2 separate regions of the Homo sapiens genome follow, and region 1 is linked to region 2. A link is a contact called in ENCODE Hi-C or POLR2A ChIA-PET data. All regions are on one chromosome and are shown on one strand. The core of a region is the stretch at or near the end of the contact, and the rest is flanking DNA. Distances in the headings are between cores, read along the strand shown.

Region 1 (3,386 bases), core at 392-2,891, 990 kb before region 2:
CCTCTGAGGTTTCCAAGGAAGACAACTGTCTTTGCATAAGCCCATGGCTGCCCTTGGGGGAAGGGGCCCAGGGGACACCACTAATGGTTGCTGTGATAGCATCATTGTGGAATGGAGTGGAAGCTGCCTTGGGGCCAGAGTATCTGTCCCCCAGCACTCATTTGCAGGCTGTGTGACACTGGCCATCTGGGTTTCTTCCCCTGACTCCCAAAGCCCAGGTCCAGTTCACTGCACTGTGAGGGTTCACAGGTTTATAACAGGATAAACTACAGAGAGAGGTCAGTGCTTCCTGGTATACTATGCACAGCTGCGACACTCAATAAACAGAAGTTCACTGAACTGCAAGGTCACTGCTGCTGTGACAGGAGGGTCATATGGATGTGTGTATCTTGCCAGTGGCTGTGGTGAAACCCTGCTTGTGGAGAATAGACATAAACACACCTTCTCTCTCTCCCTCTCTGTCTTCCTTTCACCTCCCCTCTCCCTCCACCCCTTCCATTTCCTATTCTCCCAGCATGTTCTTTCCACTCTTCCTCACCTCCTTCCCCTTCACCTCCTTCCTACACCATTCCTTTTTCCATCTCTTTCCTGTTTTCCTAACTTGTTACTCTCATCTTTTTCTTTCTTTTCTGTTCTTCCTGACAGCTCCCCTTCCTACCTCCTCTCCCTTCACCCTTTCTCCTACTCTTTCCCCTCCTCTCATTTCTACCTCTCTTTCCTTTTCACTTCCCCTCTCCCTCCTGTCTTTCTCCTTTTTCTTTTACCTCTGTGCCTCCCTCTCACCTCTTCCCACACCACCTCATCTCCTCCATAACTAACTCACCTCCTTTTTGTTTGTTTGTTTTTTGAGACAGGGTCTCCTTCTGTGGCCCAGGCTGGAGTGCAGTGGTGCCATCACAGCTCACTGCGGCCTCAACCTCCGAGGCTCAAGCGATCCTCCCACCTCAGCCTCCCCAGTAGCTGGGACCACAAGCAGCGCCACCAGGCCCGGCTGTTTTACTTTTTATTTTGTAGAGAAAGGGTCTCCCTATGTTGCCCAGGCTGGTCTCGAACTCCTGGGCTCAAGCGATGCTCCCGCCTTGGCCTCCGGAAGCGCTGGGATTAGAGGCGTGAGCCGCCGCGCCGGGCCTCCCCCCTTCCCCTCCGCCGCCGCCTTCTCATCGCCCTTCCTCCTTCCTCCTGACGCCCCTTACTCCCGATCACTTCTCATTCATTCACCAGCTTCCAGTCCTCGCTCCCTCACCTCTTTTCTTTCCTACTCGCCTTCTCCTCCTGCCCCTTTATCATCTCTCCTTGTCACCGTTCTTTTTTGCCAATCCTCTCGTTCCCCTTCCTTTCCTCATCTCCTCTCTTACCCACGTCATCTCCATTCTCGTGCTCCCCTTCACCTCCCGTTACCTTGCGCTTCTCTCCTCTCATCTCCATCACCACCTCTCCCCGCTTTCGCCTTTCTTTAGCCCCCGCGTCCCCTATACCCTTCGCCCATGCCCACTCCCCTCCCCACCTTCTCTTCTTCCACCCTCCACCCTCGCCTTCTGTCTCTCGCCCACCTGACTCCGCTCCGCCCCCAGCCTTAGGCTCCGCCCCGCTGGGGGTCACGGGGCCGACGGACGCTAGGCGGCCGTAGCGGCCTCGCCAGTCACGTGGTCACGTGACGCGCTCCAACATGGCGGCGCCGTGGGGCCGAGGTGTCGCTTCCTGACGGGGCGGCGCGGACGGACGCGGCCGGTGCCGGCCGGGACGCCGGGCCCGCAGCCTAGCTCGCCATCTCGCTCACGCCGCCCGCCCGCGGGGCCGTCAGCCCCCGCCGGGCCGGGGCCATGCAGGAGAGCCAGACCAAGAGCATGTTCGTGTCCCGGGCCCTGGAGAAGATCCTAGCCGACAAGGAGGTGAAGCGGCCCCAGCACTCCCAGCTGCGCAGGGCCTGCCAGGTGGCGCTCGGTGGGTGAGCCGCTCCCGCCCTGCCCCGCGCTGGCCTCAGCACGTCGGCCGTTGCCCTATCCTACTCGGCCTTGGCCCGGCCTCCTGGCCTCCGCTTCCCCCCGATCCCGAATTCCACCCTTCCGGCCTCCTCCTCATTATACCCCCGGAGGAAGTGTTGCCCGGGCAGCTCGGGACTGGCCCAAGGTCACCTAGCAAGTTGGTGACAACCAGAGCTTGTTCCTCAGGGTTCCAGCTCAGGGCTTTTGCCACGATTCCTTGTCGCCCTGTTTCCTGGTTCCTCCCCTCACCACCTCCAAGTCCTAGAAACAGTAGCCCTTGCCCCAAGTTTTTTCGTTACCTGAGCTCTGCTGATTGGGGTTCCCCTAGGTGAACAGAGCATGTAGGAAGAGCCGTCCAACTGGTTTAGGGAAACCCCTGATTCTTGTTTTGGAAGTGCCCGTTGGAGAATGTTTTCCTTTGGTTTGGGGATCTCCCATAGCTCTTTCCCTCAAGGAAGGATTGTAGAAGGTGTTCTGGATCTCCCAGGCATTGTAGTGAGCAAGACATCTGCTTATTCCTAGCAGTCCACTAAAATACAAGGTCTTCAGCGCGAAGATACTTGTCTGACTTATTCATTGCTGTATCCCTTGCGCTTGCAACAGTGCCTGGCGCACAGTAGGTGCTCGATAAATATTTGCTGATTGAATGGACCCTCAGATTATGGAAAGAGGGAGAATTCTAACTAATAGTTAAAGGCTTGATAATTGATAGCAAAATCACTATCCTATCTTTCAGTTTTAATCATTTAACAAATATTTATCAAGTGCCCACTGCATACCAGGTACTGAGAATTCAGTGGGGAACAAGACGGACATGGTCCTTACCCCTATGGAGCTTATACTCGAATAGAGGAGACAAAATAATTAATTAAGAAAATAGGTGAGGTATTTTGGAATACTGATAAATACTATTTTGAAAATAAAACAGCAAGATGTGATAAAGAGGGCTTGAGGACTGCTTTCCATGGTCAGGAAAGTAATCTTTTCCAAGAGGAAAAGTAATCAGGTGGTCAGGAAAGTAATCTTTTCCAAGAGGGTGACACTTGAGCTGAATACTGAAAGGCAAGAACTATCCACCATATGGAGTTTCAGAAGAGAGTTCTTGGTGGGAGAATCCATGCATTTGACCAGAGCTGTTTTCAAGCTAATTCACTGCCCCAACGTCTTTGGTTTGGAATCTGTAAAGGCCTGTTTTTCCTAACAAAATGAGCAAATGGAAAGTTTGATTTTTAGTCACATAGTTTGAGATTGTTATCACCTTTCTCCTTTCATTTGCTACAAAGTATAGAGTAGTGTTCTTTTGGCATTTAGAAATAGGCTGGTGAACTTTGCACTTCCCTGGAAAGAAGGTCCCTGGCTTTCATCAGATTTTCAGAGGGCCCTGAGACTCCCTCAGGGGCCAAC
Region 2 (3,096 bases), core at 31-2,530:
GCTGTATCTGTTTAGAGTCCCACTGCATGGAAGTGAAGTGATTCCGAGTAGCTAAGCATTAGCTTGGCTTTACCTCAGCTGGCCCATTCAAGCAGAAATGTTCCCCAAGCAGCATTTGAAGGCGCCCCCTCTCTGCACAGGCAGACCTATTTTGGTCTGTGCACTGCCCCTGTCCACAGGTTTACACATCCCTGGTCTAGCTCCATCAGCCTCCAAACAGGAGACGGGGAAGTCAGTTCAACCCCCTCCACCTCCCCACCCACACCAATGCACTCGTTCCAAGCAAGAGGCTCCGAGAAACATCCAAGGCACCTTCCACTGGCTGTGAAACACCAGAAGGTCCCCACACTCCTACTAGATTCCAAAGAAATTCACACAGAGTCCTTCCAAACCTCTGAAAATAACCTCAGCGGTGCTGAAAGAAGCTTCCCTAGTGGCAGCTGCCTCTCTCGGAGAAGCTCTGAAGGAAGCTGTTTCCCTCCCTGCAGGGGACAGAAGCTGGCGGCTGCTAAGTCCCAGCTCGGTCATTCCTACAGCCTCGGGGGGCCACGTCAGTTGTGAAAAACAGCCCAGTCTCAAATTCTGGCCCCCCCTACGGCTTCGTGAATTGAATGAAGTAACAGGAACTATCACTTATTGGACGCCTGCTGTATGCCAGAGGCCCTGCATGATCTCATTCCATCTCCACTCCAGCCCTAGCAACCAGGTTCAATCACTTAAATAGGCAACTGAGGCTCTTAAGATGAAGTGACTTATCCAAGGTCACACAGTGAGTACAAACCCAGGTGTGCCGCCAGAGCCTGAACTGGGAACCCCTGCGCGGTAACTGCCTCGTGGCGAAATCGGGGTGTCCTTCTGTTTGGCCAGTCGCCGAAGAGGGGTGTTCCTCTTGGGCGGCCCTGAGCCACCCTCGGCGGGTCCCAGGAGCCTGCGAGGCAGCTCCCGGGAGAATGGGGGTCCTGAGGATAGGCTGGGGGTCCCGGGAGCGCCGAAACAGCGGGCCCACCTGTAGTCCTGCCTGCCGTGAGGGTACCCCGCTCCCGGGCCAGCCGAGCCCTGCCGCTGTCTGGCGCCCCCTCCGCCTGGGGAAGCCCCGAAGGCAGTTTCCGCCCGCGGCCGCCCGTCACTCACCCTGACACTGCCGCCGAGGACGGCCCGGCCGAGGGAAGCAAGCGAGAGGCGCGGCTGCCGCCGGAGCCGGGCCCCGTCGGGCTCTAGCCTCTCCGGCCGGCTGCAGGGGTACTGAGACCAGTACCCGGGGGCCAGCAGCGACCCGGAAACACTCGGCCCGGAAATGATGTCACCATGAGGCGGGCCCGAAGAGAGGGTGGACCACGGCTGCGCGCTGGCTCCGGGAAGCGGTCGATGCCCGCGGCCGACGGAGACTACAACCCAGAGGCGGAGGACAAAGCGGAAGGCCGAAGAGCGAGGACGAAACCGGCGGAACCGCACTTTGGAGCCTAACGAGCCATCGCTGCGTCTGAGACTGGGACCCGGAAGTAAACAGGCCGGACGTGACGCAAGCCGCTCGGCCTAGGGATGGTGGCTGGCCGGGTTGTCATGGAAACCGCTCAGGAGCAGGGAGCTGGGAGCTATGAGTGCTGACTGCGTGAACTCGGCCTCCACTTCCCGGACCTGCCACTTATCATGATCCACGAGCTGTACTCATGACTCCGCACAAGCAAGCAGGGGCTGACGGTCGGATCCCTCGCCCCCATTTTACGGACAGAAGTACCGAGGCTCAAAGAGAGCCAGTGAGATGCTGAAATCACGCGTGATTGGAATCCAGCCTTGCTAGGGCTGCGGGTGTTACGGGCCGTGGGCGGCGGTTAAGAGCGTGGGTTCTATTTTTAGTTTTGCCACTTACTAGCTGTGTGACCTTGGACAAGTTACCTAACCTCTCTGAGCCTCAGCTTTCTAACCTGTAATATTAAATAATAAAGCCAGGCGTGGTGGCACGCGACTGTAGTCCCAGCTAGTCGGGAGGCTGAGGCGAGAGGATGGCTTGCTCCCAGGTGTTCGAGACCAACCTGGGCAACATAACGAGGCCACGTCTCTTAAAAAAAAAAAAAAAAAAAAAAAAAAAAAAAAGCCGGGCACGGCGGCTCACGCCTGTAATCCCAGCACTTTCGGATAAACTATATATATATATAATCTGACATCCCCACCAGACCCTGAGCTTCTTATTCATCTATTTCCCCCCGAGCTCTGCACATGTCTGATGAGGAGGCACACAACAGATGTTCATTGATTGTAGGATTCTCACTCTGAGTCTTGGTGACCCCAGCTAAAACCGGTGGGGCTTGTGTGATGAGTCAGTGACACAATACTGGGAAACGTTTGGAGAACCAGCAATCTGCTGCTGTCCAAACAGTAGCATTACTGTGTTTACCTGTCGTTGCCTGAGCACCGCTCAAAGTCCCTGTGTTCTTTATCAGCTCATGTTTAAGCTCCTCTCTTAATTATCTGCAATGTGATGATGTTCACAGGAATTCCATCTGAGACAAACTGTCCCACCTTAAGTCTGCCTCTTACAGCAACTCAGCACTCTGGTTTGGTAGCTCTTACAATATTGCATTTTCACGTGGGGCTGCTTAAAAAAGTCCCCTCCAGCTCTGTGGGTCTATGACAGGCAAAAGAGAAACAAAGATTTTGAAGAAGGGCTTTACCAGTAGGAAACCCTGGTCATCATCTACTATCAGAAAAGACCCAAAGTCTCCAAAGACAGTCACATTTCTCAGTTTTTTTTTTTTTTTTTTTTTTTTTTGAGACGGAGTCTCGCTCTGTCACCCAGGCTGGAGTGCAGTGGCACAATCTCAGCTCACTGCAAGCTCCGCCTCCTGGGTTCACGCCATTTTCCTGCCTCAGCCTCCGGAGTAGCTGGGACTACCGGCACGCGCCAACACGCCTGGCTAATTTTTTGTATTTTTAGTAGAGATGGGGTTTCACCAAGGTGGTCAGGATGGTCTCCATCTCTTGACCTCGTGATCCGCCCACCTCGGCCTCCCAAAGTGCTGGGATTACAGGCCTGAGCCACTGTGTCCGGCCATGTTTCTCATCTTTTAAACACAGTTGAAGGCTTGTGATTTCTCTACT

The links. Hi-C counts contacts between places; a loop is a spot of excess contacts on that map. ChIA-PET counts read pairs that join two places held with the same protein, here RNA polymerase II (POLR2A). Pooled maps may share reads with other maps.
Region 1: a loop to region 2 is called in a map of B cell, with 14 times the contacts of the local background. The contact joins the promoter of ARFGEF2 here to the promoter of SPATA2 in region 2. A Hi-C loop is called at or near these places in 1 of 168 maps with a recorded cell type or tissue (B cell) and 4 of 50 pooled maps. POLR2A ChIA-PET finds 5 or more read pairs at or near these places in 1 of 52 experiments (HepG2).

Annotation. Positions count from the first base shown.
Region 1 is chr20:48,920,070-48,923,455 of GRCh38, forward strand. It overlaps ARFGEF2 (ARF guanine nucleotide exchange factor 2), which reads left to right and starts at 1,642. Exons shown (of 39, transcript NM_006420.3): 1 at 1,642-1,941. The coding sequence starts at 1,821. RefSeq lists silencers at 1,403-1,482, 1,713-1,812, 1,853-1,902 and an enhancer at 2,273-2,352.
Region 2 is chr20:49,914,249-49,917,344 of GRCh38, forward strand. It overlaps SPATA2 (spermatogenesis associated 2), which reads right to left and starts at 1,281. Exons shown (of 3, transcript NM_006038.4): 1 at 1,132-1,281. LOC105372653 (a long non-coding RNA gene) reads left to right here and starts at 1,574. Exons shown (of 3, transcript NR_134564.1): 1 at 1,574-1,837. RefSeq lists enhancers at 299-468, 1,263-1,322 and a silencer at 983-1,232.